Linked DNA regions of Homo sapiens: region 2 is linked to region 1. A link is a contact called in ENCODE Hi-C or POLR2A ChIA-PET data. All regions are on one chromosome and are shown on one strand. Each heading gives the region's core, a stretch centred on a gene start or an enhancer-like site at or near the end of the contact. The rest is flanking DNA. Distances are from core to core; before and after follow the strand shown.

Region 1 (4,358 bases), core at 1,369-3,868:
TCCCCCCTCAGCCCAGGGACCTCCGCAGGCCACCTTCCCTCCCCCCTCAGCCCAGGGACCTCCGCAGGCCACCCTCCCCCCTCAGCCCAGGAACCTCCGCAGGCCACCCTCCCTCCCCCCTCAGCCCAGGAACCTCCGCAGGCCACCTTCCCTCCCCCCTCAGCCCAGGGACCTCCGCAGGCCACCCTCCCCCCTCAGCCCAGGAACCTCCGCAGGCCACCCTCCCTCCCCCCTCAGCCCAGGGACCTCCGCAGGCCACCTTCCCTCCCCCCTCAGCCCAGGGACCTCCGCAGGCCACCTTCCCTCCCCCCTCAGCCCAGGGACCTCCGCAGGCCACCTTCCCTCCCCCCTCAGCCCAGGAACCTCCGCAGGCCACCTTCCCTCCCCCCTCAGCCCAGGGACCTCCGCAGGCCACCCTCCCCCCTCAGCCCAGGAACCTCCGCAGGCCACCCTCCCCCCTCAGCCCAGGAACCTCCGCAGGCCACCCTCCCTCCCCCCTCAGCCCAGGAACCTCCGCAGGCCACCCTCCCTCCCCCCTCAGCCCAGGAACCTCCGCAGGCCACCTTCCCTCCCCCCTCAGCCCAGGGACCTCCGCAGGCCACCTTCCCTCCCCCCTCAGCCCAGGAACCTCCGCAGGCCACCCTCCCTCCCCCCTCAGCCCAGGAACCTCCGCAGGCCACCTTCCCTCCCCCCTCAGCCCAGGAACCTCCGCAGGCCACCTTCCCTCCCGCCTCAGCCCAGGGACCTCCGCAGGCCACCTTCCCTCCCCCCTCAGCCCAGGAACCTCCGCAGGCCAGCTTCCCTCCCCCCTCACGCCAGGGACCCGGGAAGAGCACCTTCCCTCCCCCCTCAGCCCAGGGACCTCCGCAGGCCACCCTCCCTCCCCCCTCAGCCCAGGGACCTCCGCAGGCCACCTTCCCTCCCCCTCAACCCAGGGACCTCCGCAGGCCACCCTCCCTCCCCCCTCAGCCCAGGGACCTCCGCAGGCCACCTTCCCTCCCCCCTCAGCCCAGGGACCTCTGCAGGCCACCTTCCCTCCCTCCCCCCTCAGCCCAGGGACCTCTGCAGGCCACCCTCCCTCCCTCCCCCCTCAGCCCAGGGACCTCCGCAGGCCACCCTCCCTCCCCCCTCAGCCCAGGGACCTCTGCAGGCCACCTTCCCTCCCCCCTCAGCCCAGGGACCTCTGCAGGCCACCTTCCCTCCCCCCTCAGCCCAGGGACCTCCGCAGGCCACCCTCCCTCCCCCCTCAGCCCAGGGACCTCCGCAGGCCACCCTCCCTCCCCCCTCAGCCCAGGGACCTCTGCAGGCCACCTTCCCTCCCTCCCCCCTCAGCCCAGGGACCTCTGCAGGCCACCCTCCCTCCCTCCCCCCTCAGCCCAGGGACCTCCGCAGGCCACCCTCCCTCCCCCCTCAGCCCAGGGACCTCTGCAGGCCACCTTCCCTCCCCCCTCAGCCCAGGGACCTCTGCAGGCCACTCTCCCCTCTTAGCCCAGGGACCTCGGCAGGCCACCCTCCCTCCCTCCCTCCCTCCCCCCTCAGCCCAGGAAAGGCACAGGAGAGGATCCTGCCAGGTAAAGGGAAAGTGGCCCGGGAGGAGCCCACGTGCCAACAACAGGAGTCCCAGAAGACAGAAAAGACCACAGATGAGAAAGCAGTTCACGCAGAGAACAAAACGTTCCCGGACCAAACCCAGGGTCGGGTTGCTCATTCCCGAGGCCCGATAGCGAGATGCAGATGAACTGGGGAAGAAGAGGGATTTTATTTCTGTAACTGGTTACAGGGAGAAGGCCTGGAAATGATCGCCAGACCAACTCCAGATTACAGTTTTTCCAGAGCTTACACACCTTCTAAGCTCTGTGTCTCCGTGTCAGTGTGCATTCGTCTAAAGACGTACGTGATTCAATTCTTCTCATCTCTAACTGAGGTCTGGTCCTGAAGATCTTCCTCTGAAGACTCAGTAAATTTACTTGATCTAAATGGGCCCAGGTGTTTACCCTTATCTTGTCTTCTGCTAAATCATGGAGGTTTGGGGAGTTCCTTCTCCACTTGTTTGTGGAGGCCTGGGGAGTTTTTTCAGACCCCCAGTAAAACTTGTTTAATCCTAAACGGGTCCTGGTCTCGTCATGCTTCAAGGCCCAAGAAAGCCCTGGGCAAAACTCTTGATGGGCTTTTGTTACGTCCCAGCCCTCGTGTGAGGGCGCTGGCTCTCAGCTTTCAGGATTTCACTTCACCCTCAGTCAGTGCTGAACAGTTGTCGCGGAGGCCTGCGTGAGTGAGGCCTGGCGTGCCCTGGAAACATTCCCCTGAGTTGAAGAAAGACTCACAGTTTTCAGCATCCAGTTACCCTCTGAGCATCAGGCAGAACCCGCCGGCCCCAAAACCAGGCCCCCTTGGCACATGTGGGCCCGAGTGAGTCCAGCATGAGGAGGTGCCGCTTCTGAGCAGAGCTCAGGTTGTCTCTGGGAGGAGGAGCGAGCGTTGGGTGCGGTGGCCGCTGCGTTGGCAGCCCTGTCCCTGAGCGGAACGCAGGTCGTCTCTGGGAGGAGGAGCGAGGGTTGGACGCAGTGGCCGCTGCGGTGGCAGCCCTGTCCCCAGGCGTGGACTCTGCCCTCAGCTTCACAGTCACCGAAGAAATGAAGTTACAGGAGGGGCACACCGTCCTTTTGTCTCTGCCTTTGAGGTTGGCGGGAACTGAAACTGGTACGGTCTTTTTGAATAGAAATTTGGGGTCTTTCTGGCGACGTAAAACTGTGTGTAGTTTGCAGTAGAGAGTGTTGAGAACAGCCTGTCCGGGCTGTGCATTGAGAAGGGGCGGTTAAAATGCTGCCACGTCGTGCAGCCCATAAAAGGGGGACACAGAGTAGCCGAAACTGCTCTTGGGGGAGGGGGCACGTCCCAGCCTTCCGTGTGATGCTGGGGTCAGCGTGGCCCCTCGGCTGCCAGAGCTCACGAAGACGGTTAAGGAAAGCTTCCCCCGGGTGGCTTTCACCCCACGGGGACAGAGCCCCAGATGGGCCCAGGGACCTCTGAGCAGCCGTGGGCCATGGGGTGACAGTTGGGGGTTGGTGGGACCCGTGGCTGTCATATACCCTGGGTAGACGGTGGCTTGTCCAGGCAGAGATGCCCAGGGGAAGTGGGTGGCACCTGAGGGCAGATCTGACTTTTCAAGAGAAGCTGAAAACACGGGTTTTTCTGTGAAATCTCTAGATTGAAAACAGTGGGCTTGAAAAGCCTGGAGCAGAGGGAGTGAGGCCTGCCCCCCACCCCAGCTCTGCGGGCACACCCTGGCCAGACAGCCCTGCTCCAGACCCGGCCTGTGTCTCAGGGTGGCCCAGGAGGGGACTTTGCAAGGTGACGTGGGGCTTGGAGGTCCCGTTTCCCTGTAAGCCTGGGTACTTAGGGGATGGCCCTGGTCAGACTCCACCAGTCCCAGACTTGGGGGACACGAGAAGGGAGATGGGCCACCCAGTTCTGGTTGGGCTGGGGTGGGGCTTCTGAGGGGTGGGGAGGTTGTCCCTTCCCACCCACCTGCCCCTGCCCCAGGATTCTCGGCTGTGAGCAGGAGGATGTGTACGATGGCCAAGTTGCCTGGACTGGGTCCGCCCCTCCTGGGGCTGTGAGTGCACAGGACACTGGGCCCACAGGCACCTCTGGGGCTCTGTCCCCGTGGGGTGAAAGCCACTTGGGGGAAGCTTTCCTTAACCGTCTTCACGAGCTCTGGCGGCCGAGGGGCCACGGGGGGCATTCAGATGAGTCAGAAGGAGCTGGGGCCCACCCCTCCTGCTTCCTCGCCGCCCCCCTCCCAGCTGCCCCCAGTAAATCCCCTCAGGCCCCTAGGACCTGGAGGGACGCGGCAGGTTTATCATCTCAGCCTGGAAACCACGTGACCTACCTGTTTCCCACCACAGCGCCCCAGGTTTCAGAAGCAGCTGAGGATGCCCTTCGCAGGGGAGGGAGGGACAGTGAGAAAGGAGGGTGTTCAGGGCCCAGGGATCCCCCACGGAGGCTGCCCCATCAGAACATACCGGGCACCTGTGGCCTCCTCTGAGATTCTGGCCTGGGCAGTGGTCATTTGAGCATTGGTTACCAAGGCTGCCTCTGAAATGGCAGGCTGGGGGCAGGCCAGCGTGAAAGGGACTGGCAGGAGTCCTGCGGGGACAGGCTGGGGGCAGGCCAGCGTGAAAGGGACTGGCAGGAGTCCTGCGGGGACAGGCTGGGGGCAGGCCAGCGTGAATGGGACTGGCAGGAGTCCTGCGGGGACAGGCTGGGGGCAGGCCAGCGTGAATGGGACTGGCAGGAGTCCTGCACGGCAGCTGTGCTGGGGAGGGGTCACCCTGGGCCCTGAGAGGCACAGGACA
Region 2 (4,358 bases), core at 1,370-3,869, 120 kb before region 1:
GATAAGATTATTATCTAAAAAGTAAAATCAGGATTATTCTTCATTTTAAATTGGGCATATACGTGTTTCATCACTTTTCTACAAAGCCACAAAAAGCAAAATCAGAAGAACAATTGCCTCCATAAATTCTAGATGTGTTAAAAAGATTATTAAAAATGGTCTCATTTTCATTTAAGACTTGGAGTGGGGACAGCCTTTCCAAGCAAGACACAAAGCTAAGCCGGAGGAGAGTAATGCAGTGTTTCATGTAACACGGATGATGAGGAACCACTGAAGATTCACCAGCAGGGAACTGGCTACACGTACCGTGGTTCTAGAGACAATGCGACGACAATTAAAGAGAATGAGAAGGGCAGAGTTAGGGGATCTGTAAGTGCAGAAATCTGTAAGGCAGAGTTAGAAAGAAAGCTGCCAAATAATTTGTATGGTATGACCTCATTTATGTTAAAAAACAAAATTCTAACTATAGTAGTTTCTACATATGTATATAAATGTAAATAAAAACATTGAAAGAACACACATCAACATTAAGTGTTGAATGAAGAGGAAACCTACTACAATGATGTAAAACAAAAAAAGGTGGTAGGAGAGTTCATATAAACTCAGTTACTAATGTATCAATATTGGTTATCAATTTTAACAAATGTAACATAACACAGCACATAAATAATGGGGAAGGGGGGAAGGCAGGGGTAGTATGTAGGGAGCGCTCTACATACTCTACTTTTTGATCAGTTTTTCTATATACCTAAAGCTATCTTTAAAACATTAAGTCTATGAGGCCAGGGGTTTGAGACCAGCCTGGGCGTGATATGGTGAGACCTTGACTCTACATTAAAAAAAAAAAAAAAAATTAGCCGGGCTTGGTAGCATGCCCCTATGGCCCTAAGCTACTCAGGATGCTGAGGTGGGAGGACTGCTTGAGCCTAGGAAGTTGAGGCTGCAGTGAGCCATGATCGGGTGCCACTGCACTCCAGCCTGGGCCACAGAGCAATACCTTGTCTTAAAAATAAAAAAAAAAGGGCCAGGTACGGTGGCTCACACCTGCGTAATCCCAGAACTTTGGGAGGCCGAGGCGAGTGGATCACAAGGTCAAGAGAGACCATCCTGGCCAACATGGTGAAACCCTGTCTCTACTAAAAATACAAAAATTAAATTTAAAAATAAAGTAAATTAAAATTGCAAAAATTAGCTGAGCATGCTGGGGCGCGCCTGTAGTCCCAGCTACTCGGGAGGCTGACGCAGGAGAATCGCTTGAACCTGGGAGGCGGAGGTTGCAGTGAGCCGAGATCACACCTCTGCCTGGCGACAGAGCGGAACTCCGTCTAAAAAAACCCGAAAAACTGAAGTCTATTAGTTATGGGGTGTGGGGAGCAGGAGGACGAAACAGCATTCATTAGCGCCCTTTGGGAACTAGGGCGCTTCACCACCTCTGCCCACAGGACTGCTAAACAGAAGAACATCAGGCCCAGCACTACTGTCACTGTCATTCAGAATCGAGTGCTGCGTTCACTGAATCTCAGGAGGAAGGAAAGTGGCAAGGGCAGAGGGAGCAGTGTGCAATGGTTTTTACACTTGTTCCCAGCGATTTGCAGAAAAAAGCAGGTGCACCGAGTGATCCTCCACGTCACTTTTCTTTTGCAAGTAGGAACTCAGAAGTTTGCCGATTTCAGTTGATCTTTCTAGAAAAAAAGAGAAACACACAAAATGCAAGTGAGATCAGGCTTTCCCTCTATATTACAATATAGTTTGGACTGAATTTCTCCCGGACTCAAGTCTCACGTTGAATTTTACTTTACTAAATCTCTAGACAGGCTTGGATCTTCTGCGGAAGCCAAAGGAATTTCTCTGAGCAATAACAGCAATCTGCAAACAAGCTGGGATGAAAAATGCTTTAGGAAAAAAGAACTCGGGTAGAAAGTAGAGACTTCAAAGAAAGCATTTATAAAATTTGTGGACTGGGTGGCCAAAGATTAAGGTCAATGCTTCACTTGAAAACTTTTAAATATATGCTATAAAACCCCTGAAAGCGCGAACAGCCATCAAACAAAACACAACACCAGAAAAACCCACAAAAACGAGACATGGATTACAAAAGAGCTGGAGGAGACTTTTGGGGGAGACACCACGGTTTCGCGCGGGTTTACACGTCAGTCATCACCATACCCCGCACTTAAAGACACGCAGCGTGGACCGGGCGCGGTGGCGCGCGCCTATGTTCCCGGCTACCCGGGAGGCTGAGGCGGGAGGATCGCTTGAGCCCGGGAGGTCCAGGCTGCCGTGGGCCGAGATGGCGCCACTGCACTCCAGCCTGGGCGACACAGGGAAAGCCCGTCTTTCAAAATAAAAACCGCACAGTTCACAGCACGCCAGCCGCAGACAACGAAGCGGAGCAAAGAGCCCCTGGGAAGGCAGAGGCACCGAAGGCCGCGGCGCACCCCCCGCCGCGCGCACCCACCCGGGAACCGGAGCAGTTCGGCGCGGTGGCCCGCGGCGCACAGCGCTTCCACCAGCTTGCGGCTCTGCGTGCTCTTCCCGGCGCGGTCCACGCCCTCCAGCACTATGAGAGCCCCGCGCCGGGCCGCCATGACTGTCCACCGCCCGCCGCTGGCGTCTCCACGCAGCCTTCCGGAGCTCCCATTGGCCGGCGTCAACAGCGCGCGCCGTGATTAGCTAGTATTTCCCGGCCTCGGCCAAATTCGAAGGGATTGGCCGGGGCCGGGGCGAGGACGACGCGCGGTGGGACCGACACCCGCGCCTGCGCCCTGGGCCGCGCCGCCACTGGAGCCGTGTCCTGGGCTTCCGGGGCGGAAACTGGGGCCCCGTGTCCCGTGCGGGCCTCCGTCCTCGGGCGAGCAGGGCCCTTCGCTCCGGGAGGGGAGGTGACGCGGCGCGGGCTGGACGGCCGGAGACGCGGGGTCAGGGCGCGGACGAGGGGAGCGCAGGGTCGGAGGGGCTCCCGGACGCTGCCCGCCCAGCGTCGGCTCTCGTTGGCCCCTGGCTGCGCGCAGCGGGCCCGACTCTCAGGGCCCTGCGGTGCCCGCTGCCAGCGTGAGGGCTCCGGTCACGCGGCGCGCGAGACGAACGAGCGAGATGCTTCCCGAAGCGCGGGGCCCAGTGCAGGGGCTCAGCCGGGGCTCCTCCCAAAGCTCACCTGGAGCCCAGCACGACTGCGTTCTGGAAACGCTGTGTTTGACAGCAGGGGCAGGATGGGGGGCTGTGTAGACGCTGGCCACGTGGCAATTGTAGGAGAACCATGGGATCGATAAATGTTCACTGTTGTCCCTGAAGCGCAAAACTGCAGGGCTCTGGAAAGTCCGTGTGTGTGTTTTTGTTGTTTTTGTTTGTTTGAGACAGAGTCTCGCTCTGTCACCCAGGCTGGAGTGCGGTGGCGCGATCTCTGCTCACTGCAACCTCCGCCTCCCGGGTTCAAGCGATTCTCCTGCCTCAGCCTCCCGAGTAGCTGGGACTGCAGGCGGCCGCCACGACGCCCGGCTAATTTTTTGTATTTTTAGTAGAGACGGGGTTTCACCGTGTTAGCCAGGATGGTCTTGATCTGACCTCGTGATCTGCCCGCCTCGGCCTCCCAGAGTGCTGGGATTACAGGCGTGAGCCACCGCGCCTGGCCGAAAAGTCCGTTTTAAAAGATGATGTATACAAATTATAGCACGGAGAGGGAACGGGCAAGTTGTTTCCTCTTTCCATGCCTCCAACTCCTCTGAAATGTGGGTCATGATGATAATAGGAAAAACTGTCTCTGCCATAGAGAGGTGGAAAAAGTCCCGCGAAGTGTCCCCGGTATCTAGAAAGCGCTCAGTAGTGTTTGCTGTTATCTTAGGGATATCAGGCTGCCTGGACATTTCTCAGGTGAGACTTTTTGTTATTTTAGATATCTAAAATACTACTATCTATATGTGCCATATTGTCAGTTGTCAGCTAGACATCACTTTCTCTGCTTAGCAGAAGAAATGGTAGGAACTGCATTTCCCAGAATCATCTGTGTAGCCCTGGATTACAGTCTACCAGACGAGGCACTCTTACCTTTCGAGGCGATTATTCTTGGGAGGCACCCTCAGCCAGAAATATAGATGAAATTCAAAGCTGTTCTGTTTTCAGAACCACCTGCCTCTGATGTAGACCAAGAAATTGCTGGTAGCTTTCTAAGTGTTGAGTTTGCATTGGTTTTTTCCCCATGAGCTCTTGAGACCACCACCCACTTCAGTGCTTTGGGCTGAGGTCATTGGCAACAATTTCCCGGACTTTACTCCCAGCATTTGTGTAAGCTCGCGATTATATTATCATTGCATACCTAGAGTAGCTTTATGTTTTCCAGACTGAAGCCTCCCCAATTCAGTTTG

What was found. A loop is a pair of places that touch in the nucleus more often than their neighbours do. ChIA-PET counts read pairs that join two places held with the same protein, here RNA polymerase II (POLR2A). Pooled maps may share reads with other maps.
Region 2: POLR2A ChIA-PET joins it to region 1 with 10 read pairs in HepG2. The contact joins the promoter of DTYMK here to the promoter of NEU4 in region 1. A Hi-C loop is called at or near these places in 2 of 37 single-sample maps with no recorded cell type and 6 of 50 pooled maps. POLR2A ChIA-PET finds 5 or more read pairs at or near these places in 4 of 52 experiments (CD4-positive, alpha-beta memory T cell, HepG2, activated naive CD4-positive, alpha-beta T cell and 1 more).

What each region holds. Positions count from the first base shown.
Region 1 is chr2:241,806,575-241,810,932 of GRCh38, forward strand. NEU4 (neuraminidase 4) reads left to right here and starts at 2,619. Exons shown (of 4, transcript NM_001167600.3): 1 at 2,619-2,700. LOC124905349 (a long non-coding RNA gene) reads right to left here and starts at 4,122. Exons shown (of 2, transcript XR_007088398.1): 1 at 3,893-4,122; 2 at 1,741-2,794.
Region 2 is chr2:241,684,196-241,688,553 of GRCh38, forward strand. It overlaps DTYMK (deoxythymidylate kinase), which reads right to left and starts at 2,620. Exons shown (of 5, transcript NM_012145.4): 1 at 2,459-2,620; 2 at 1,574-1,682. The coding sequence starts at 2,588. It also overlaps a transcript of ING5 not described here. RefSeq lists silencers at 2,210-2,519, 2,567-2,829, 2,580-3,109.